Regions from separate parts of the Mus musculus genome. Here regions 2 and 3 are each linked to region 1. A link is a loop called in an ENCODE intact Hi-C map of the cell type or tissue named here. Cell type or tissue: gastrocnemius. All regions are shown on one strand.

The links. Hi-C counts contacts between places; a loop is a spot of excess contacts. Peaks named below come from ENCODE experiments on the same cell type or tissue, not always from the same donor. Only the 100,000 strongest peaks of a DNase experiment are listed, where the experiment ranks them.
Region 2: it touches region 1 in a loop (1.8-fold over the local background); 3 of 42 quality-filtered maps call a loop at or near these places.
Region 3: it touches region 1 in a loop (4-fold over the local background); 6 of 42 quality-filtered maps call a loop at or near these places.

Annotation. Positions count from the first base shown.
Region 1 is chr11:23,146,102-23,154,101 of GRCm38, reverse strand. 1700061J23Rik (RIKEN cDNA 1700061J23 gene) reads right to left here and starts at 1,962. Exons shown (of 3, transcript NR_131065.1): 1 at 1,865-1,962. In gastrocnemius, a CTCF peak has its summit at 4,150 (motif pointing left); no DNase peak of the experiment used is centred here.
Region 2 is chr11:23,208,063-23,216,062 of GRCm38, reverse strand. No RefSeq gene overlaps it. Among named protein-coding and RNA genes, the nearest start is that of Xpo1, 44 kb to the left of the region's middle. In gastrocnemius, no CTCF peak of the experiment used is centred here; a DNase peak (open chromatin) is centred at 4,707; H3K4me3 peaks cover 797 bases; H3K27ac peaks cover 1,352 bases.
Region 3 is chr11:22,984,362-22,992,361 of GRCm38, reverse strand. It overlaps Cct4 (chaperonin containing Tcp1, subunit 4 (delta)), which reads right to left and starts at 1,769. Exons shown (of 14, transcript NM_009837.1): 1 at 1,482-1,769. The coding sequence starts at 1,608. It also overlaps a transcript of Commd1 not described here. In gastrocnemius, CTCF peaks have their summits at 4,857 (motif pointing left) and 7,658; DNase peaks (open chromatin) are centred at 1,792 and 4,896; H3K4me3 peaks cover 2,571 bases; H3K27ac peaks cover 2,605 bases.

The DNA of each region.
Region 1 (8,000 bases):
GTTCCAGGATAGCCAGGGCTACACAGAGAAACCCTGTCTTGAAAAACCAAAAAAAAAAAAAAAGAAAAGAAACCTTAAAGTCCATCCCTAGTGATACACCTCCTCAAAAGGCCACACCTTCTAATCCTTAACAAACATTTCTAGCAACAGCAGGTCAAGTATCCAAATATATGAGCCTCTGAGGCCACTTTCATTCAAACGACCACACCAGACTAAATATAACTTTTGTATTTGTCAAAAGTTTTTTGTTTTGTTTTGTTTTTTCGAGACAAGGCAGCCCTGGCTGTCCTGGAACTCACTCTGTAGACCAGGCCGGCCTCAAACTCAGAAATCCTCCTGCCTCTGCCTCCCAAGTGCTGGGGTTAAAGGCGTATGCCACTGGCTATCAAAAGTATTTTTGAGCTGAACTTGAAATGCACTTGCACTTAGTCTTCAAGGGCAAAGCTAACCTCAGTGGTGACTAAAACCCAGTGAGTCTTTTAATGGCTCATCACTGATAAGACTTGGATGGTTTAGTCTTGGACATAAGAAATGTCCCTAAAAGTAGGGAGAATACATGCAATCATCAAAGGTAGTCCAAGAATGCAAAGCCCATGGTTTCAATAGGTCAGAGAAAGTGGGACAGTGAAGATAAACTCCCCGAGAAAGGACAGGCTCAGCTGTGTTGGCTGCTGGCCAGCTGAAAAGCTCAAAGAAGGTGTTCTTACAGCCACAGCGCCATCTTTAAAGACCCCAAACAAGGTGAAATGAAAACTTTATTCTTGCTGGACAGTGGTGCGCTCTCCTTTAATCCCAGCATTTGGACGGCAGAGGCAGGAAGATTTCTGAGTTTGAAGTTAGCCTGGTCTACAGAGTGAGTTCCAGGACAGCCAGGGCTACACAGAAAAAACCCTGTCTCAAAAAACCAAGAAAGAAAAAGAAAACTTTATTCTTATTTCCTTTTTCTGAGGAGCCACACAAACGGCAGAAACAAAAGATAGGAACCATTTCCTGAGCCGTGTCCTCATACCCTGACAAAGCTCCCGAGAGCCACATGGCCAAGGAAGTTCTAACACAGATCTCTCCTGACAATCCAGAATTAGAAAGCAATAGATAAGAAAACCTTGTATAAAATACAAGTGACCAGAAGCAACTTAGGTAAGGAAAGGGTTTCTTTGGCTGATGGGCAACAGAGATTCATCGCTGAGGGAAATCAAGGTAGGAGTTCAAAGAGGAGACTGAAGCAGAAACCAGAAAAATGCTGCTTACTGGCTGGCTTTCAGGCTCTTCATCAGCTATTCTTCTTATATGACCCAGGCCACTGGCCCAGCAATGACAATGTCATGGCCTCCTACATTAATTAACAACAAAGAAAATGCCCCCAGACTTGTCCACAGGCCAGTCTCATGGAGGCAGTTCCTCTACTGAGGTTCCCTCTTCCCAGCGGGTCAGGTTGGCAGCTGAAACTCATCATGACGCCTCACCTTCTTAATGGGGAGGGAAGCACACAGAGATCTGGGAATGCTAATAGTTGTGAGAATTCCTACCATGTTAGACTTTTTGGTTTTGTTATGAGTGGAGTCTCACTCTGTAGATGCAGGACTCTCACTGCAGTCTTTGCTGTGGCCAAACTTGTAGTAATCCTCCTGCCTCAAGCTTCCAAATATTGGGATTACAGGTATGAGCCGCCATGTCCTGTCCCATCTCTTCTGGGTTTTGTGCGGTTTCCCAGGAGCCCATCTGAAAATGTGGAGTAAATAAGGTATTGTGGATGGCTGTTCTCCCAGCATAGCAGCATTGCTGTCTTAGAGAAGCTGAGATTAGCCCCGAGATCCCACATCAGATCTGTTCCCACACAGGAGGGGTGCGGTCATCAGATGTTTACCTGAGAGTCCAGTCATCTCCTCTCTGTCTCTTTCACAGATGTCTGTGGATCTGCCCTAGCAGCATGTGACTTAGGAAGCTGATAGAGTACAAGAGAGTGGAAAGTTAGCTGAGGGGGACCCCATCCAGGCAGCTGTGGGGATGTTGCAGTCCATGCCAGGGTGTGGTTTCAGTGATGTAACTGAAGGCTGGAGACACTCCCACTACAGTGAGGTAAACAAATGGGCTCAGTAAGCTAGAATTGAATGGAATCATCCCTTTGGTCTGCTGGTGCTGCCCTGTCTGAGGTGAGCCGATGATTCTCCACCACTCTCAGGAAAAGTTCAGGGAACAAGGGGTGTCTCAGCCCTTCGGGATCCCATCTTTGTTGCCAGAGACTTCAAGGTGGAAAATTCCATTTCTGCCCTTTCTAGTGTCCTTGCTGGGTCTAAGATTAAATGGAGATGACACAGATTAACAGGAGAAAAGTATAATACAAATTTTATGTGACATGGAAGCCCAAAACAAACAAACAGCAACCCCTCAAAAGCCCTGAAGACTGAAAGAAACACTTATTGTAGGTCACATAATTACTGAATGGACCAAAGACAAATGAGCTGTAAAATTGTGGTTAGGTGCTGGGGCTGGGTAGGTGGAAGGCCAGGGCAGCTTACCAAGGCTTGTGTGTGTTCAGAACTCTCTCCTTCAGGGTGGGGGTGCTGTTGTTCTCTAGGGTGGGGAGGGAATCTTTCACACAGGATTGTCATCATCTGCTTTTAACAAACAACACTGAAGGTCAAGTGATTTTTAAAATTGGTATTTAACTTTTAATAGATTACTACTACTACTACTACTACTACTACTACAACTATTGGCTGCCACAGCACTACTTTTGTGAAGGTCAGAGGATAACATTTGGAAGTTGGTTGTCTCCCTGGTCACAGATCTCCAGCCTTTACTTACTGAGCCATCATCTCTCTCTTTCTTAAATTTTGGGGGTTAAAAAAGTTTACATATATATATATATATATATATATATATATATATATAATCTATTTATTTTGAGACACAGTCTCTTTGTAGCCCTGCTGTCCTGTTTTCCATATAGCATAGATCCACCTGCATATGGCTCCAGAGTACTGGGATTAAGGGTGTGTACCACCCAGCAACATATATATTTTGAAATTTTATTTAAGGTTATGCATATGTGGGGGAGGGCTGAATGTATATGTGTGTAAAGATATAGTTTTTTTTTAAATTATGTTCTCATACACATATTAATATATGTATGGAAAGAGAGAAGAAGGAGACAGTGTATGGAGAGAGTGTATGTGTGTAAAACTTGGGCTGGAGAGATGGCTCAGCAGTTAGAGCACTGGCTAGTGGGGTGGTTCCTGGAAGCACTATTTCCCTTTGGCCTCTGTGGGCACTGCACGCATATGGTGCACAAACATACATACTCAGTGCTCCCTCATACACACATAAAGTGAAAAATAAAGGAAGGAATTGCAAAGTGATGGCTTGCTGTGCAGACACCTGCCACTAAGCCAGAGTACCCGAGTTTGGTCTCTGGACCCAACATGGTGGAAGGAGAGAACTGACTCCTGCAAGCTACCTGTGACCCATCCACATGCACCCTCCATCACACAAGTACATCAAAGACATAATAGTAAATGTAAATAGTAAAAATTTGTTGGGGGGGATTAGCTTCAGCAACGACGTCATTTGGCTCACAGTGATAAAGACTGAAAAAAACAACAGGAAGTATCAAGAAAAGCACCAATCTGAAGGAAGCCTAATGTGGAGAAACTCCGTTGTGAAAAATGCTAAATATAAGGCCTGGAGACGTGTCTCTGTGCGCAGAGCTCTCGATGCTGCACAGGACCCCCTCGGAGTCACTCAGATGCTTTTACGCTTGTGTTTGATACCTCTGAAGATGTTATTGCCTGAACAATGAGGTTGGTGGTACCTGTCCTTAATCCCAGCACTCAGCAGGCAGAGGCTGCCAGATCTCTGAGTTTGAGGCTAGCCTGGTCTATTGAGAGAATGCCAGGGCAGCCACAGTGAGATCCTGTCTTTAAAAGAGGACTGATGATGATGATAATCTGGGATGGAAAAGGGGCACATCACCCTTTGGTTATATGAGGAAAGAGGACACACAGGTGACTTCCCCAAAGCGTTCTGTAATTGAGACTCTTGGAAACCTTGTCTTCACAGTGGTGAGTCCCCAGTTTGGAGACCACTGGGATAGAGAAAGAAAAGGGCTTATCTGTGTAAAGAAAATATTGCCACCTAGTGGTGACTCAAGTCATGAACACAAGGACCTAATGGTTCCCTTGACCTTTGAAAGGACATCTGTGGGAAAGACATTTGTTGGTTCAGCTCCTTTTTTTTTTTTTTCCAGAGAATAAGTTTTTCTTTAAATTTAGATTTATCTATTTGTTTTATATGAGTACTCTGTCACTGTCCTCAAGGGCATCGGATTCCATGACAGATGGTTGTAAGCCACCATGTGGTTGCTGGGAATTGAACTTGGGACCTCTGGAAGAGCAGCCAGTGCTCTTAACCTTTGAGCTATCTCTCCAGCCCAAGAAATTATTATTATTATTATTATTATTATTATTATTTTGGTTTTTCGAGACAGGGCTCCCTATGTAAACCAGGCTGGCCTTGAACTCAGAAATCGGCCTGTCTCTGCCTCCGAAGTGCTGGGATTAAAGGTGTGCACCACCACTGCCCAGCGGTTCAGCTCCTTGTATCAAAATACCCATCGTTGAAATGATATGTAACCCATTGTACCATCTACATCACGTTACTTAATATTCTGAAAAAGTCCCCTAGGTGATGAAGTTACTTCCACGCACAAGACCACGGAGGATTAGAGAAGGTTAATTAGTCCACAATTATATTTTTATTTATTTACTCAAAATCCAATTATCCAGCATTATTACACAAGTAGCATTATCTTAGGCTTCAGGAAGGGGCTTGGGGGATGGGTAAATTCAAAACACCTGTCCTTAAATTAATCATAATCTACAGTGCTGAATTACAAAGGTGGAATTGGGCTTTTTTGGTTTTTGTTTTTTATCAAAATCACTAAGACATGCCCACATTCTTCCCATACACCGTGGGACAGTAAACACAAGTGTAAGGATGTCTGGGTGACCTGAGCTTGCGGTGTGGAGGAGGTTGGCTCACTGGATGACAGTGTCAGCTGAAGGAAGGGCTTGCCCTCCGGTCCTCTCTGAACCTCCTGCTTATAACCTGCTGTGGCTTGGGAAGCAGATAATGAACTTTGTTAAAAGGTTGAAACTTTGATAAATATCATGAAAGTGAATAGCCCCAACCCCAGCAGCTCCCTGTGGAGTTGGGCACTGGTACTAGCACCACCCAAGACTCACATCTGTGTTGTTCTGTGCTGAGCTGTGGTTGCTGAGTTAGTCGGTGTGTTCTGTGTGGGCAGCACAATAGACCATTGAGCTGTAGTGAGAAGTCGATCTAGAAATGTTCTTTCTTATCTCAGCAGGCCCGCTTCCCGCCTTGTGTTTAGGATCTCCCTCCTCGGGCAGAAATGAAGGGGGTATTGTGTGTTTGATTTTTGCTTTTCCTGATCCTTGAACCTTCCTTTCAGTACATCTAAATGACACTATGGGCATGGGTGGCACTTGGAAGGAAGAGGCAGGTGGATCTCATTGAGTTGAGGTCAGCTTGGCCTATATAGGCCAGCCATGGATACTCTGGAAGACCCTGCCTCAAAACCAAACCAAAAACAAACCAAAACAACCCCCCTGTATATTTACTGTGTCTCTCTCCCTGCTGGAATGTGCGCTTCACGTGGACAGATGTTTACTTATCGGTTGGTTGAATCGGACCTGCCATGAGCTGAGAGCTCAGTCAATATTTGTGAATGAGCCGAGAGAAAACCGTCTCCCCGCCTCAGATGGCCACTCTCTATAAGCACAGCCATTCTGGCTCAGTTTTCCTAAACAGAGGCCAACTGCTTCACTTGACAGCTCAGCGCATAAAGCAGGGTTGCTACTGCCTTGGTTCAAGAAATGGATATCAAGACACCTGCCCAGGGCCTCCCCTTCTCTGGGACTTGAAATGAGATATTATTAATGAGGTGCACAAGGCTGGAACTTCTAATTGATGAGGCTAAGCCAAACATGCCCATAAGGGCCAAAGATGGAGACAATCCAGAAGAGAAACTACAGCAGCATCGTGAAGCCCCCATGGATGTTGGTCTTGTAATGGAGCCTGGCACTGAAAACTCACAGCTAGCCTTACAGAAGATGCTGTGAACCAGCTTAGAACAAAACAAAACACAAAACCCAGGATCTCTATACATAGCTTTGACCATCCTGGAACTCACTATATAGACCAGAAATCCAGAGACCTGACTGCCTTTGCCTCCCAAGTGCTGGGATTAAAGGTGTGCACCACCACACCAACATATCTTTATTTTTAAAAGAGATACAGAAAAATCTTTACAAATGAGCTAACATAATGTCTGGAATTTACTCCAGGTTGATCCCAGCGGAGATTGAAATGAGGCTGACCATGGTAAAGATTGTTTGGTGTGCGCATAGAAGAAACTCATTGTACGGGTGCTTATTTTCCTGTGCTAAAAGTTTTCAGTAATAGGTCAGAATGAAAACATTAATAGAAAATGGAGAAAAAAAAACAGTAGTTCTCCTGGTCTTCAATATATCAGACCCAAAGCTAATACCCAAACTTCAGGAGGTGTGTTTACAAGACCATGAATCAGACATTCAGTGTCTGAATCCCGACAGCTGGAAGCTTGGGAGAGGAGTCACCCTCACAGACCTCGGGGACTTACAGTATGTGAAGAGCCAGGCTTTATCCTACTCTTTCCAGGAGACCCAGACTTAGAAATGGGCTAAAACCAACGGGCTTCATCTATCGTTGAAAGCTCCTGTGCAACCTGATTTCCGAAGAATTTTGGAATCAGAGTGTTTGGCTCCAGTTCCAGCAGTGCCAAAACAATGACCAGCAGAATTCCTGAGAGCGATTAGACTTGTATTGAATGGAGGTAAAGAATGCAGTTATCCAGGATAGAGCAGATGCTGTGCAGTGGAGCTCTGCAGGGATGGAAGAGGGAGCTGTGCATCCAGGTTTGATGTGGTAGGCAGCAACCACATAAGGCTACTGACTTGAAACATGTCACCGTGATTAAGGACTGGAATGCCCATAGTCGCAGTGTTCAGAGGTGGAGGCAGACGGTCCTGAGTCCATCACCATGCACATAGCAAACAGAAGGCGAAGGAGCTGCGTGAGCCTCTGTTTCCAACCGGCAAAAGCAGCTGTGTTTCATGTTTCATTTCATTTTAGTTATTTTTAAATTTTTGTTGTTGCTGCTTGATTTGTTTTAAGATAGAGTCCTCTGTAGTCCTAGCTGACCTGGAACTCATCATGTGCACCAGGCTGGCCTCAAACTCATAGAGCTCCTCCTGCATCTGCCTGAGTAGTAGGACTAAAGACATCTGGCCCAGGAGTGTTTTTGAAACTGTTTGTTTTGTTTGTTTGTTTTTTTGTTTGTTTTAAAGATTTATTTATACTACTTTATGTGCATGTTTTTGGTTTTTTTTTTATTTTTTTTGGTCTGCATTTCTGTATGTATACTATATGCTTGTCTGATACCTATATAGGTCAGATCTGGAACTGGAGTTATGGATGGATGTGAGCTGACAGGTGGGTTCTGGGAAAGGAACCCAGGTCCTCTGAAAGAACAAGTGTTCTTAACCACTGAGCCATCTCTCCATTCTTTTAGCTGCTTCTTGAAAGGTTTGTTCTATTTTTGATTCTGTGTAGATGTATGTATCTCTGTGTGGTTATGTGCACATTGAATGCAGGTGCCCTTAAAGGCCAGAAAGGGGCATCAAATTCCCTGGGGCTGAATTACAGACCCAAAGTGAGTGCTGGGAACTGAACTAATGTCTTCTATAAATGGACCACAGGGCCCCCAATGGAGGAACTAGAGAAAGCACCCAAGGAACTAAAGGGAACTGCAACCCTATAGGTGGAACAACATTATGAACTAAGCAGTACCCCGGAGCTCTTGTCTCTAGCTGCATATGTATCAAAAGATGGCCTAGTCAGCCATCACTGCAAAGAGAGGCCCATTGGACTTGCAAACT
Region 2 (8,000 bases), 62 kb before region 1:
AATCAGCCAGTACAATATGTGAATATATATATTATGTATATAGGTGATGTATATATAAATGTATGTATAAATATTTAAATATCTGATATTAAGGATGAATTGAAATCCAGGCCCCTATTTATTTATTTATTTAAAGAAAAATAAATATACTTCTGTGCTAATTAGTTTTTATTGTCAACTTGACACAACCTCAGGTCATCTGGGACGAGGGACGCTCAGCTTCAGAATTGCCTGGTGCAGATTGGCCTGTGGCCTTGTCTGTGAGACACTGTCTTAACTGATGGTTGCTGTGGGAAGGCCTAGGCAAGTGTGGATGACACCTTCTTTATCAGTCAGGGTTCTCTGGAGTTACGGGACTCATGGGATGTCTCTTTATAGTAAGGACATTTATTGTGATGACTTACAGTCTGTAGAACAACTGACCCAACAATGGGCAGCTGTAAATGGGAAGTCCAAGAATCTAGCAGTTGCTCCGTCCAATGAGGCTAGTTGTTTAAGTTGATCTTCTGTAGAAGTAGGTTCCAACAAATGTGCTGGCAAGTAAGTACAGGCAGTCAAAGAAGAGTGAATCTTACTTCTTCCAATTTTGGCCTCCAGCAGAAGGTTTGTACCACCATACCTGGATCTGGGACTTGCTTTGTCACAGGCTGACCTTAAACTCAGAGATCTCCTTGCCTCAGTCTCCTGAGATTAAAGGCGCATACTACCTTGCCTGGGCCTAAGCTTTTCTTAGCTACTATACCTCAAGATTTCCATGTCAAGATCCAGGTCAGAAACTTGTGTCTTTCAGTCTCAAGATCTGGATCACAGGGCTGGAGAGATGGCTCAGTGGTTAAGAGCACTGACTGCTCTTCCGGAGGTCCTGAGTCCAATTCCCAGCAACCACATGGTGGCTCACAACCATCTGTGATGGGATCTGATGACCTCTTCTGGAGTGTATGAAGACAGTGACAGTGTGCTCATAATAAGTGAATAAATCTTTAAAAAAATGATCTGGATCACAGGTGTGCCCTCCACACCTTCCAGATGTAGTCAAGCTGACAACCATTAGTAGCCACCACACCTCCCCCAGGCAGGTGAGCCATTAGCCAGTAAACAATGTTCCTCCCTAGTTTCTGCTTTAGATTCTTGCCCTGAGTTCCTGCTCTGATGCCCTCAAGTAACAGATGAAAAACCCCTTTCTCCCCAAGTTCCTTTTAGTCACAGTGTTTTGATAAAACATAAAAAGAACAACTTAAAAAAAATTTTTTTTTAATTAAAGACAGGGTTTCTCTTTATAGCTCTGGTTGTCCTGGAATTCATTCTGTAGATCAGATTGGCCTTGAACACGGAGATCTGCCTGCTTCTACTTTCCAAGTACTGGGCTCAGAGGTATGTGCCTCCACACTTGGCTGCAGTGGGTGTGGCTGTAGCAGAAGAACCATGCGCTAAAGAGAAGTTTATTTCTGTCTCCCAGTGCCACCAGCAAACCTGTATATTCGTGTCCTGCACATTTGTTGTATGACCTTCATTCCAGTTGTAGTTCACAAATGAAATATGAAAGGGGTATTTGTTTATTAATTAAAGAATTAGTTGTTTTTCATTACAAATAACATCCATTTCCAAAGGGTGTTAGAAACCCTAGTGACAGATGTAACAGCTTATCCCCTTGTTAATTTAGATATAGAGCACAAAGAAGCAGCAATTGAGCACTTGTTAAAATGAACATTTTTAGCCAGGCTTGGTGGCTCAGGCCTTTAATCCCAGCATTCAGGATGCAGAAGCAAGTGGATCTCTTGAGTTTGAAGCCAGTCTGGTTTGAAGCCAGCCTGGGTGACATAGGGAAACTGTCTTGCCCCACCATCACACTCTCCTCCCCCAAAAGACAGAAATTTAAGATGCTTATCCAGGCTTTGGTGACATGTGTCTATAGTCCCTATACTTGGGAAGCAAGAGCAGTATTGCAATTTCATGTCAGCTAGTACTGCATCAAGAGATCACATCTCAGGAAGAGACAAAGAAGGAAAGACAGAGAGAGGATGGAGGGAGAAATTCTGTATTCTACTATGATTTACCTATTTATTATTATGTTTAAGATGTGTGTGTGTATCTGTGTGTAGGTATGTGTGTATGAGTGCAGATGCCTTCAGAGGCCATAGGATTCCCATGGAACTGGAGATGTGACCCAATTGATGTGGGTGATGGGATCCTAACTCAGGTCCTCTGCAGGAGTAGTGTGTGCTCTTTACTGCTGAGCATGTCTCTAGCATGCATTCTGTATGGTAAGTGATCCCCAGGAGACTCATGGGCACTTGAAACTTTGAGAAGTGCTGGTTACTCAATGACCATAGACACTGTTGTGTGAACACTGGTAGGGCCTGAGGTGAAAAGGCTAGTTTGCTTTGATAGTGTACATAGAGCAAAACGATGGTGGGATGGGTAAAGACTCGGAAAGGGCTCCCCTAGGTCAAATGGAGCTCAGTGCAAATGAATTCCCTCCATCCATCAGGAGGATCCTGCTCTAATGGCTCCAGGAAAACAAACTAGAATAAACAAAGAATTCAGCCCGAAATATAACTAAGTGTGACCCAATTTATTTTAATTAATTTCTTTATTTCCAGAGTGATCTATACAGTTGATCCAATTTGCTACTTTCTCCTGAGCATATGACGTATCGACAGTCATGCATTAACTAAAGGAGATTAAATAATAGCTTCTGAGTGCTTGGGACCAGAACTGTCGGTTCACACCTCCCCTTTGCAATGAGAACGTCATGATAAAATCAGGTGAGAGATCATATATGGTCATTGGCAGAACAGCAGCCCCAGATGAGGTGCCCACGTTAGAGAAATCCCGACTCTGACTTAGGCAAGGTAAAACACACTAGCGCTTTTCAGATGGAGATAAACAACAATCCAAACAACACAGAGTACTCTTTTGTTTTCCTGTGTACGTGTGTGGTGCAAACACTCATGTGCATTTGTATCTCCCTCAGTGTGTGCACATGGATGTGTAAGCCTGTGGAGGCCCAGGGTAGGTGTCAGGGGTGTCTTCAGTAGCTGTCCACCTCATTCATTGAGTCAGGGTCTCTCAAGTGAACCCAGAGCTCACTAACCAGCTTTGTGGGGGGTGTTCCCTATTTCTGCCTTCAGTGCTGGAATTACTGGTGTTTGTATGTGTTCTGAGATCCAAACTAATCCTCCTGTGTTCATGAATAGCACTTTAATGGAGTTGTCTCTCCAGTCCTGTATTGTAATTGCTTTGGTTTTGGGATGGAATCTCATTATGGAGCCTTCCCCGGCTTTGTAGATCAGGCTGGCCGGGGACTTACTGCTTAAGCCTCCCAAATGCCAGGCATGTATACTGAACCGAGCAACAGCAAATTTTTAGCTGGTGACCAGCCCTGGCACTTGGGGGAAACAGGTAGATGAGAAGTTCAAGGTCATCCTTAACTGTATAGAAAGAAGGTTTGAGACTAGACAGGATCTTGCTCTGCAGCTCTGGCCAGCCTGAATGCTGCAGAAACCTTCAGCCTTCTGCCTGCCAAGTACTGGGAGTGCAGAGTGCAGGTTTTTTGTTTTTGTTTTTAATTTATTTATTTATCTATTTTATATGTATGAGTATCCTGTAGCTATCTTCAGACACACCAGAAGAGGGCTTCAGATCCCAATACAGATGGTTGTGAGCCACCATGTATGTGGATGCTGGGAATTGAATTCAAGACATCTGGAAGAGCAGTCTGTGCTCTTAACCACTGAGCCATCTCTCCAGCCCCAGAGTGCAGGTCTAAGAGCAGCTTTCTCTATGAAAAGATTTTATGACATCACTGTTAAATTTGATCCCTATAGAAATTGTCAAGCTGGGCTGGTGAGATGGCTCAGTGGTTAAGAGCACTGACTGCTCTTCTGAAGGTCCTGAGTTCAAATCCCAGCAACCACATGGTGGCTCACAACCATCTGTAATGAAATCCGCCGCCCTCTTCTGGTGTATCTGAAGACAGCTACAGTGTACTTAGATATAATAATAAATAAATCTTAAAAAAAAAAAAAAGAGGGCTGGTGAGATGGCTCAGTGGGTAAGAGCACCCGACTGCTCTTCCGAAGGTCCAGAGTTCAAATCCCAGCAACCACATGGTGGCTCACAACCATCCGCAACAGGATCTGACTCCCTCTTCTGGAGTGTCTGAGGACAGCTACAGTGTACTTACATATATTAACAAAATAAATCTTTAAAAAAAAAAAAAAGAAAGAAAGAAAGAAATGGTCAAGCAAACACGGGAGTGTGGTGGCACACTGTCTGGAATCTCAGTGCTTGGGAAGAAGTCAAGAAATCAGGAAACTCAGGGTCGTCCTCGGGTACAGCAGGTTTCAGCCCAGCCCGGGCTATGTGAGATTCTAAGTAAAAGAAAAGAAAAGAAAAGAAAAGAAAAGAAAAGAGAAAAAAAAAAAACTAAATAAAAACAAAGAAAGAGACTAATTGAGATGGTGTTGTCGTCAGCGACCCCATCTCGCGGCAGTGAAGTTAGAAAGTGGGGCCTGAAGAAGCGCCTGGTCCTGGAGACGCTTCTCTTCCCTCAGCCACATTTAGAATTCACAGAAAATATTTAAAAGCCTCTGCGAGGTAACTTCTAATCCCCCATGCAGTTTTGAGCCAATCCCACCCTTGAGGCAGCCACGCCTCCCGGGAGCAGAGGTGGAGGGGCGCTATTGTTCTGGGTTTCCTTTCTTTGTCCACTCCCGCCCCTGCCTCCGCTGCCTGGCCACCTCAGCCTTCCCCCTCTGCTCGGGGCCTGGGTTTTCCCTGCTCAGCCCGTTAGTTCACAACTCACAGTGTTGCACCCGTTTTTAAACTTCCTTTTCTCCAAAAAGAGCATTTCTGTAGTTCCCAAGGACTGTTCCGTCTAAGAATAAACACTGGCATTCAAGCGGAGCGAAGGGATCTACTTATTGGGGCTTGTTTGTTTTGAGACAGAGTCTTACCCTGTAGCTGAGACTGGCCTGGAACTGGAGAGCCTTCTGCCTTCACCTGCAGAAGTACTGGGTTTACAGGTGTGTACCACCAAGCCAACTACAACACACTTCTGTCTGAGTCGTTGGCACACTCTGTAGAATAAAGCAACTAGTCATAGTAATTGGTTACTTAAAAATTTAAAATCAAACCCAGCATATCAGATGTACATATGAAATTTGGACACTGCCTCCAGCCCTCATCCCCTCACCCCCTACCCCCACCCCACCCCCCACCACACCCCGTGGCAGCTTCCTGAAGGCAAGGAACACTGGTGTCATGTGACACTGCCCACTCTGCTCCATTCTAAGGATTTTGATCAGTGCATAATTGTAGCCCAACAGCTCACAGTCCCTCCCCCACACCACAGTAGACTCAAAGTCAATACACACAATTAAGAGGTAAAATTGTATTATTACTTATATAAGGAGAGCATCAGGACTGATCCCAAAGAAGTGTCTCGGGAGGGAGCTTTCACTGGGAAGCGAATCAAATCCATACAGAAAAGTCTCTTCATGTAGAAGTAGACAGTTTTCTGAGCATGTAGTAAGACAACATGGTTTTTCACTTAACATACTGATTGTTTGTTTGTTTTGTTTGTTTGTTTGTTTTGTTTTTTTTTTAATTTAAAGGGGGGGGGATAGACTGGGTGGTGACAGATACCTTTAACCCAGTATATGGGAGTCTGACACAGGTGGATCTCTATGACATGTCTAAGGTCAGTCTGGTCTACATAGCAAGTTGCAGGCCAGCCAGAGTTACTTGGTGAGATCCTGTCTCAGAGGACTAGAATTTTGTTCCCTGTGTTCACATCAGGCGACTCATGGTTTCTGGCCTCCATGAGCACACATATGTGTGTATACATACACACATATGTGTATACATACACACTTACACATAGGCCAAGTGTTACATTTATAAACAGTCCTGATCAGTAAGTTACATTATATTGAAACAAAGTGCTACAACATAAACTTCGAAATGAAGGTTAAAGAAAAAAAAAAAAAAAGAATTAAGTTGGGAATTGAGGGTAGAGTGTTGACTCAGCAGTTAGGAGTGCTTGTTTCACAACCAGGAGGACTGGAGTTCTGATTCCAACAGCCACATAAAAAGCTGTGTGTTCAGTACGTACCCAGGTGTGAGTGGAGCTGGTACTGGAAGATCTCTGAGGGTGGCTGGCTTCCAGCCTAGCCCAGAGAATACGAGCTATAGGTTCAGGCAGAAACTCTGCCAAGAGGCAGGAGAGATGGCCGTGTGGTTAAGAGCACTGGGCCGTTTTCCCAAAGGACTTAGGTTTGAATCGCAACACCTACAAGGTGGTTCACAAACATCTGTAACTCTAGGTCTCGGGATTCTGATGCCTCCCTCTGGCTTTTGCAGTAATCAGGCACAGACACAGTAAACAGATACACATAAAGAAAAAATATTCCATAATAATTAAAAAAGGAATAAGCTGAGAATGATAGACAAGATACCTGATGCCTTCAGGTGTCTGTACCTGTATACACATGTGCACATACACTTACACAAACTCATACGCACATAGATAAATAAATAAATCATCTAAAAAAATAAAAGAAGGGCCGGGCAGTGGTCTCGCACACCTTTAATCCCAGGCAGAGGCAGGAGGATTTCTGAGTTTGAGGCCAACCTGGTCTACAGAGTGAGTTCCAGGACAGCCAGGGCTACACAGAGAAACCCTGTCTCGAAAAAAACAAAATAAATAAATAAATAAATAAATAAAGGTTTGAAGTGGAAATTTCTGGTTTCTTTGGAAATTCAATTGTGTCATATGATGTTTCCTGGGGCAGACAGGTGAAAGGAAGTTTAGAATATTGCAGCAGGCACATGTAAGACATGTTTTGCTGAAGTGGACATGGGATGTGACCCCACAGACGGTGGGAGGGGCTCTGACATTGGCTCACCTTGCTAGTTGTCACTGATGATGCTGTTGTATTGGTTCACCTGGCATCACTCTGCTGGTCTTCCCTTGGCATGACTTCATAGAGAGTAACTCACCAAAGAACTTCTGATGTTCTGGTGACTTCTTGTTCTTCTGCCACACAGGCCGCTTTACTGAGCCTCACGGTTTCTTCTGGCTGGAACTGCAGTTCATGCGTGGTGATTGCCGAGTGGATTGGAGTGCATCTGCTGATGATTTGTGTCTGTGCTTTGCTAAAGGACTTCAGACAACAAAGATTGGAATCACCCCCAAAGAACTGTTTCTATAAGAGGTCCACAACTCTGTTTCCTATCTTTCCCCATGACCTTTGCTGGGTGGTGGGCTAAAAGGGAGGTTGAAGCGTTTAAGAACCCTTATTAAAGTAGGTTTGGAAAAAATCAAAGCCTACAAAGGTTGTGATACAGTACAACAGATTTCTCCCTTCAGGAAGAAGAGGAAGGCTAGGAAGGTAGAAACTGGCAAAATTCTCCAAGGCTCTTCACTAACTATACATGGAATAAACAACTATTTAGGGAGTAGGCACTGACCAGTAGAACAGCAGAGAGCCAAGCTCTGGGACCAGAGAGCTACCATCAAGGCCTGCAAGGAGCTCCAGGCCTGAGGCTGCTATATCCTCAACTATTTTGGGGTGGACTTAGGTGATGTATCTGCTTTTTAAAAAAAAGATTTATGTTTATTTCTATGTGTGTGTGTGTGTAACTGTGCCGTGTGTGTAACTCTGTGCCGTATGCTGGTGCCCGAAGCGATCAGAAAAGAACATTAGATTCCCCTGAAGCTGGATGTGGGTGCTGGGGATTGAACTCCAGTCCTTTTCAAAGTCAGCATGAACTCTTACTGGCTCAACCATCCATCTCTCTAGCTGCTTCTTCTTTCCTCCCTCCCTCCCTCCCTCCCTCCCATCTCTCCCTTCCTTCCTTCCTTCCTTCCTTCCTTCTTTCCTTTATTTCTTCCTTTCTCTCTCTCTCTCTTTCTTTTTCTTTCTTCCTTCCCTTCTGTCTTAGTCAGGGTTTTTATTCCTGCACAAACATCATGACCAAGAAGCAGTTTGGGG
Region 3 (8,000 bases), 160 kb after region 1:
TCCTTTGAAAAGTAACTGTTCTGGACAGTTTATGTGAACTTGACCCAAGCCAAAGTGATCTCAGAGGCGGTAACTCCTCAAATTAAGAAAAAGTCAGTTAAAACGGAGTTGTAGGCAAGTCTATAGGGAATGTTCTTGACTAGAGATTGAGGGGGAAGGGCTCAATCCTTTGTGGGTGGGTCCATCCCCGGGCTAGTGGTCCTGGGTTCATAAGAAAGCAGGTTGAGGGGCTGAAGGGATGGCTCAGCAGATGGATAAAAGATGGCTGCTCTTCCAGAGGCCCTGAGATCAACTCCCAGCACCCACAACCACATATAAACACAGTTCTATGGGATCCAATGCCTTCTGGTGTACAAATATACATACAGACAAAACACCCATATACATAAATTAATAACTAAATCCACATAACCTGTGTTTTCACAATAATAGAAACCCTAGCTAAGATGGTTGCCTGAAGTAAACTCATTTCTTAATAGAGTGTACACTCTCTTGGTCACTCATCTGACTCTAGAATTCATCTTTCAACATCCCAATGACTCCACTACCACAAACGTAATTAATGAACTCAATAAACTTCCAGGTGTCAGGTATTCACTCCAAACTTCCAAAAGACTCTCACATGGAGCACCTGGTCAGCTTGGCGTCTCCAACTCCTTAAGGCCCATCCTGCGCACACACCTCACAGCACCAACACATTCCAGTCACCTGGACTGGTGACTGCAGTACTTGTCAGGTTTACTTCATACACTTTCACATTTAATCCTCCCAGCAACCCTGCAAATCAACTGTCACCTCACCCAACTTACAGCTGCACTGCGAAGTCAAGAGTTTCTTGGATCCTAGGACCTTCAGAAGATAAAACAACACCCCGTCCACTTCCCAAATCATGCATCTTTGTCTCCAACCCAAATAAACCCTGGCAGTATCTCTTAAGGCTTTGTTGCTTTAGACGTCAGACGCGTCAAATAGCACATACTGAGAATAAAACTCGGCCTGTCTGGTTTTCACCACGTGCTTTTACAACCCTATGTCGCCCACCTGCCAGTTTAAGGGAATTTATAGTGACTATCCGATTAGTACTACGGAGCCAAAGAACGTTCATAAGTTAAATGAACTTTTTTTGAAAATGTTGAAAAAGTAAAATGAATTTTATTTGAAAGCTCAAAATACTGTGTCGTCTACCACTAGGTTTGATAAACAGCCAAGCTTTAGTTCTTAAGAGTCAGATCTCAAGGATCATTGCTTTCAGTATTTTAAACGGCTGTCTGCGCCAATGTGACCAACACCGCCCATGCCTGCAGGAGACGAACTAAGGAGCTCGGCGTCCCACAATGGGGCGTGTCCGAGGCCTCCACGCTCCGAGTGCTTAGCAGAAAGCTGCAAACGAGACCACCTTGAAGGAACACAACCCACCCAGGGCCAAGGTCACAGCGAGGCTGGGCCGTTCCGCCGGAGGCGGGCCGGCGACCGGGTGATACCTTTGGCCGCGGAAATATTGCTGAAGCGGATCTGGGCTGGCTTGTCGCGGTCCTGGTAGGCGCTTTTCCCGCGGCTGCCGGGCCCGGCGGTGGGCGCCCCGCTTCGGGAAGCTACGTTCTCCGGCATGGCGACCTTGGTGGCGTCTGCGCGGGTTCAGGAGGACGGATGGACACGGATTCCGGCTTGCTGTGGAGTAACGGTCTCCCTGACCGCCTCCTCCACGAACCTTCCAGAAAGCGACGCCGGGAGAGAAGGCGGAAGCCGAGCAAGGGGCCTGCTGGAGAGCCGGCGCGGGTGTGACGTCAGGGGCTGTCTGCCGCACGCCGGCTGCGCAGCTTGCGCGCGGAGATGTGGCTACGGACTGTCCACCCCTCCCTGTGCCTGAGATGGAGCGGGAGGTTTTATAGGCGTGGCTGTGGCCGTTCTAGATGGACCCGAGCCTTTAGCTTCTGCTAGTGCTGTTGAGGAAGCTGTGACAGCTCTGGCTTTGTTCCGGAGTGGGTGTGGTGCAACCGGCCTTTTACGGACATCCATGTCTAAATTCCAAATTCTATTCCTAGTTTATTCACTTTGTAAAGGTGTTGGAGGAGAGATGTGCCATGAATAGTTTCCTCCCTTTTGTATATATTTTGACTGCCTAGGGATTTAAATACACTAGTTAGACGGCACAGAATCGTAATAGTTGTGGGGCGGTGACTGCCTATCAAATCCAGTCTGCCTTCTAGTTAAGACCTCTTCCATAAACATAACCACTGACTCTTAGGGAACATAAACATTCTAATAACTGATTAATAGTTATCTGCTGAGCAAAGTGTGAAATCTTTACACTCTTTACCCCCCCCACCCCACCCCCACACTAATCCTCATAATCCCATGAAATAGGTGTCATCGTCTAGACTTAAAGGATGATGAAGCTAAAGCCCAAGGTCAACCAGTAAGGCAGTGGAAGCCAGTACAGAGCCAGGACTCTGTCCTTAGGTAAACTTCCAAGGTTTCTATAATCATGATCATTGACCACCAGAGTTTATATAGGTAATACTCATTCAGTGGTAGTTCACAGTTAATAATTGAGAGCCATAAGGTGCCAGATGCCTGCGGTAGGTTAACGAACAATTGTTTCATGGACTTAGTCCTGTAATTATGAGAAGCATTTACATTCATTCACTCTATTAAGACTAAGATGAACTTTTCAAGCCTCCCCTTGGGGGACACGTCTTTTTCAAAGACCAGTTTACCCCTCCCTCGAAGCACACAAATATTCTATGGTTGTTGAGACAGCTGACTTATATGAAGAGAACAGGTACTGGTACTGTGGTGATTTGAGATGTCTCCCCTAGTTTTAGACATTCAAATACTTGGTCCCCAGTGGGTAGCTCTGATTGGAGAAGCTTAGGAGGTGTAGCCTTGCTGGAGTAAGTATATCACTGGAGGCTGAGTTTGTTTCAAAAGCTACCAGCCAGTTTGTGCTCTGCTTCCTCTTCACAATATGAGATGTGAGCTCTCCCTTCTCCATGCCTACCTGTTGTGAAGCTTCCCTGCTGTGCTTCCCAGTGATCATGAAGTCCTAGAACCATAAAACCCCTCAAAACTCTTCCCTCTATAAATTGCCTTCCTTGTGGTTGTGGTGTGTTTTTTGTTTGTTTGTTTGTTTTTGTTATAAGGTTTCACTGTGTAGCTTTGACTGTCCTGAAACTAACTCTCTGTAGACCTCAAACTCCCAGTGATCCTCCTGCCTCTGCCTCCCAAAAAGTTTGGACTAAAGGCTGGTGAGACCACCACCCGGCATGGTCATGGAGTTTTATCACAGCAACAGAGAAATAACTAACGCAAGTACTCTGACTTCTCCTGCTCTTAAAAGCAGGAGACAAAACAGCGATCTGAAAGAGACCTTCACTGTGCCTGCAGGAAGACATGCTTCTCCCCGGGGAAAGGGATGAAAGAGGTGCAAGCCAATCTCTGCTGTCTGTCGTGCTGGGGAGCTGAATTCACTGCCCACCCAGGGCAGAACCTCATGCACTGACGTCGCAGGGAATTCTTTTTTTTTTTTCTGTAATAGTTGGATTTATCTATGGTTCCATGGCTGAACAGCTTGGGTGGACTGTCTGTATAGTTTGCTTTCTTGTCTTTGTTGACATTTCCTCCATGGCCCCTCTGTTGCTGACATTCCCTGAAGTGGTTACCCATTCAGACTTAGGCACAGAAGAGAAGAAATCAGGGGACAGAAAAATTAAGAGGCATGCTAAAAATAACTGGCTGGGGGCTTTCACGATTCAACACCTGCTTTTGTTTCTTGTAAGGTAAGCTGAACTGCTTTCGCGGCAAAACACGACCTTAAACCATCTATGGTCTTACCAAAGGGGGTGGGGTAGTTAGCTCAAGCCCCTTTGTCATAAGACACTTTAGTATCTCTCTCTCTCTCTCTCTCTCTCTCTCTCTCTCTTCAAGACAGGTTTCTCTGTATAGGCCTTGGCTGTCCTGGAACTCACTTTGTAGACCAGGCTGGCCTCAAACTCAGAAATCTGCCTGCCTCTGCCTCCCGAGTGCTGGGATTAAAGGCGTGTGCCACCACGCCTGGCTAGTATTTTTCTCATCAACATATGATTTCTGGCTCAAACTTTTTTTTTTTTTTTTTGGTTCATTTCCTCCTGAAGCCTTCTATGTCATGTAAGACTTAAATTTATATATTCTATTTATCTCTCTTTGTTGGAAAATTCTATCCAAAGCTGGGCAGTTAGTGGCGCATGCCTTTTATACCCCTGCTCCTCCCACACTCAAGGGTTAAAAACAATCAAACTGGGGGCTGGAAAGGAGAACACTTTAGAACACAGTTTAGAACACTTGTTGCTCTTACAAAGGACCCAAGTTTGGTTCCCAGCACCCACATAGATGGATCACAGCCATCTGTAACCCAGCTCCAAAGAATCCAACACCTTCTTCTGACATCCATAGGCACTGTCGATATACGGTACACATGTATACATGTAGGCAAAACACTAAAAAAAAAAAAAAAAAAAAAAAAAGAAATTGCTGGGTGTGTGCCACCACCACATGGCCCAGTTTACATTTTAATGTTTATAAAAACTATTACTTCCTGCCTGGAACCATTTGCTGGCTATTTGGCCGTGATTAGTGGGAAACCTGTGTGGAAGGAAGGAGAACTGCTTGTTAGATGTCGGTTTCCCTTGGGGCTGATCTTCTGGGTCTTTTCCTTGTTGCTGCATTAGAATATTCTCTTAGTGTTTGCCCAGGTTTGTTAGCTATAAAACCTGTGATTTGAAATTTAATAAAAGATAACTGTATTTTGAGCCTTTTGTTTGAAAAGCATTCTAAACTGCAACTGGAGCCAACCTGCAGTTGCAGCTATGGCAATAGCAACCCCTGGTGGCAGAAGAATGAATTTCTTTTATTGATCAACCTAGTGATTTGGAATTGAGGTAGGCCGGGCTGGCAAGGTTCTCTGTCCAGTGGTACAAGTGAATTTAAAGCAATTAAGAAAGAGCAGGTGCCAAAATTCTATCAGCAAAAATATGTCTCAGTGAGTACTCCCTCTAAAGCTAAGAAATGGGGCCTGGCTGGAGAGCACCTGGGTTCAATTTCCAGCACCTACATCCAGTGGCTGTAACAAAAATTTAAGAAATTAAAAACTACAAAATAGCTTTTTTATGTGTTGCATGACAACAAGAAATAATTTGGTCACGGCCTTCCAGGTAGGAAATTTACAAGTTATCTACTTAGTGGTGGCATTTTGTTCCACCTGCCACCTTCTCCCTTCCATCCATTCTTTGCAACCTCGTTTTTTTGTTTGTTTGTTTGCTTGTTTGTTTTGTTTAAGACAGGGGTTCTCTATATAGCTCTGGCTTTCTTGGAACTACTATGGAGAACAGGTTGGCCTTGTATCTGCCTCCTGGGTGCCCCACCACTCCTTGCCTCTTTGCACTCTGTAGGCACATTTAACACAAAAGTATAGTTTGTCTTTAACGTTGTTTTTCTTGGATCCACAAAACATTTTTGAAGATGCCTTTTAGAAAATCACTTCTTTGGAAAGGTATACCTCAAAATTTTTCTTTTAAATACAAGCAAACCATACATAGGTAAACACTAATTAAAATAGTCTAGACCAATGGTTTTCTTTAGGTTGGTACTTTCTTGAAAGGATCAGTTTAGTTGTCCCCCTTAATACAGGGGTAGGAATAGCCAAGGTTAAACAGAGGTCAAGCTGGGCAGTGGCGGCGCACGCCTTTAATTCTAGCACTTGGGAGGCAGAGGTAGGCGAATTTCTGAGTTTGAGGCCAGCCTGGTCTACAGAGTGAGTTCCAAGACAGCCAGGGCTATACAGAGAAACCCTGTCTCGGGAAAAGAAAGAAAGAAAGAAAAAACAAACAAACAAACAAACAAACAAAAAACAGAGGTCAAGAATATAACACATTCTGCCGTGCAGGGAACATTTATGAAGGTGAAAAACCCATTTGTGAGTTATTGGAGCCTAAATTTAACCCAATTTTACACACATTTTAAGACTTATGTATTTAAGTGGGTGTTTGCCTGGATGCATGTATGTGTATCACGTTTGTGCTTGGTGCCCAAAGAAGTTAAAAGATGGCATTAGGTTCCCTGAAATTGGAATTGCACATGGTTTGTGAGCCATCATGTGGGTGCTAGAACGGAACCTGTGTCCTCTGCAAGAGCAACAAGTGCTCTTAACCAATGAACAATGTTTCCAGCCTCCTAATCACAGATTTTTAGCTTGGTTTTGATACACAGAACAGATCTCTGGCTTGCAGTGACTGTGTAAACTGAAGGAAGAATGTTTCCTTTTGTAACCTTCGCCCATCTTTATTCACATTTAGAAACATCATGCTAACAACAGCAACCGCTTTCCCCTGGAGTTTGGGCTATTACACACCCTTGTTAACTTAAATTCCATGTAACGGTACAAGCACCTGTGTAAGGTTTATACAACACACGTGTGGAGAGCTTTTGGGGCCCACCATCTAGGAACTTGGCAGGACTTTGACATTGGGCTAGGACAAGGAAGTAGGCTCAGGATGAATACAGCTGAGGAGTGTGTTCTTTGTATGGTGATGGGTCTTGTTAAAATCCGGAAACCAGTAATCGTGGGACTTTTGTTTATGCTTTGTGTTTGTTCCTTGACCACATTGTTTATGCCTTAGGACTGACCATACTCTGTGTATGTACTTAGAATGCTATCAAAGCAGACTGGAAAAAACCAACCTGCTGCAGCCTCAGCACTGGCTGAAGTCATGTTATAATGTTGTCTAGTTGTCCTTTCCTTTTCGACCTTCACTCCCTCCCTGGAGGCCCCATTGACTGACTGAGCTGGCTTAGTCAGACACAGCTAGCATTTTGAAGTTTGGGGTATAAAACTCTACCTCCCAATCAATTGTGTTGGGGGCAAAGAGGTTCTTGTGCTCACAGATAAGCACCAGGGAAACCAGGAGTGTTAAACACAAAGGTTTGTTTCTTCAAAGAAAGAGATATACCATGTTTTCTGTTCAGAAGGCTGGGGTGGCTAGTAGCCTTGGTGACCTCTGCGCTGTCTGTATGGCCAGGGCACATCTGGCTCGCCCAGACTTTTATGTTTATCTTAGTCATTCTCCCTAGACCCTTTTCATGAGTGCTGTTTCTCTGTCAGCAGAACCTATCTTTATGGAAGAGGTCACATGTACTTTGAAAAGACTTTCAATGTAAGCATATCTTAAGTTTCACTGTACACAGAGGAGTGACTTAATTATTATCAGAAAACTCTTTTCCAAAATTGTGCTCTGGTTAAATATGTCTGAAGTAAACTGCCCTGTGTCAGACTCCTGAAGTTTAAACCAACACCAGTTCCCGAGGTGTAGTCAGTGGGGTTTCCTTCTTGCCTCAAGCGATTGATGCTTTGCTGGCTAAGGTGTTTTTAGAGACACCCACTCCCCCTCCACATACACATACGTAGATTTTTAGGTTTTTTTGTTCGTTTGCTTGCTTGTTTTGTTTTTTGAGACAGAATCTCATGTGCCTAGGAGTGCAAAGAGGCCAGTATATAATAAACCTCTGCCTGGCCTGGAGCTCCCTATGTAGCCCAGCCTGTCTTCAAATTTACAACTGCCTATTTCTACCTCCTGAAGGATGGGATAAAGACATGTGCCACCATACCTGGATTAATAAGGTTTTTTTCAAGATTTATTTATTATTATACATAAGTACACTGTAGCTGACTTCAGACGCACCAGAAGAGGGCGTCAGATCTCATTACCGGTGGTTGTGAGCCACCATGTGGTTGCTGGGATTTGAACTCAGGACCTTTGGAAGGGCAGTCAGTGCTCTTACCTGCTGAGCCATCTTGTTAGCCCCGATCAATAAGGTTTATATCGACATTTTAGACCTAATTAAAACAATTTTTAAAAATAGCCACTGTTTGTGTACTCAAGTCCTCAACACAGTATGAGTTATATATGAAATGAATCTCTGGTCTTTCATATGGATATTTAAAAATTAAAGCAAATTCACTGGAGCTG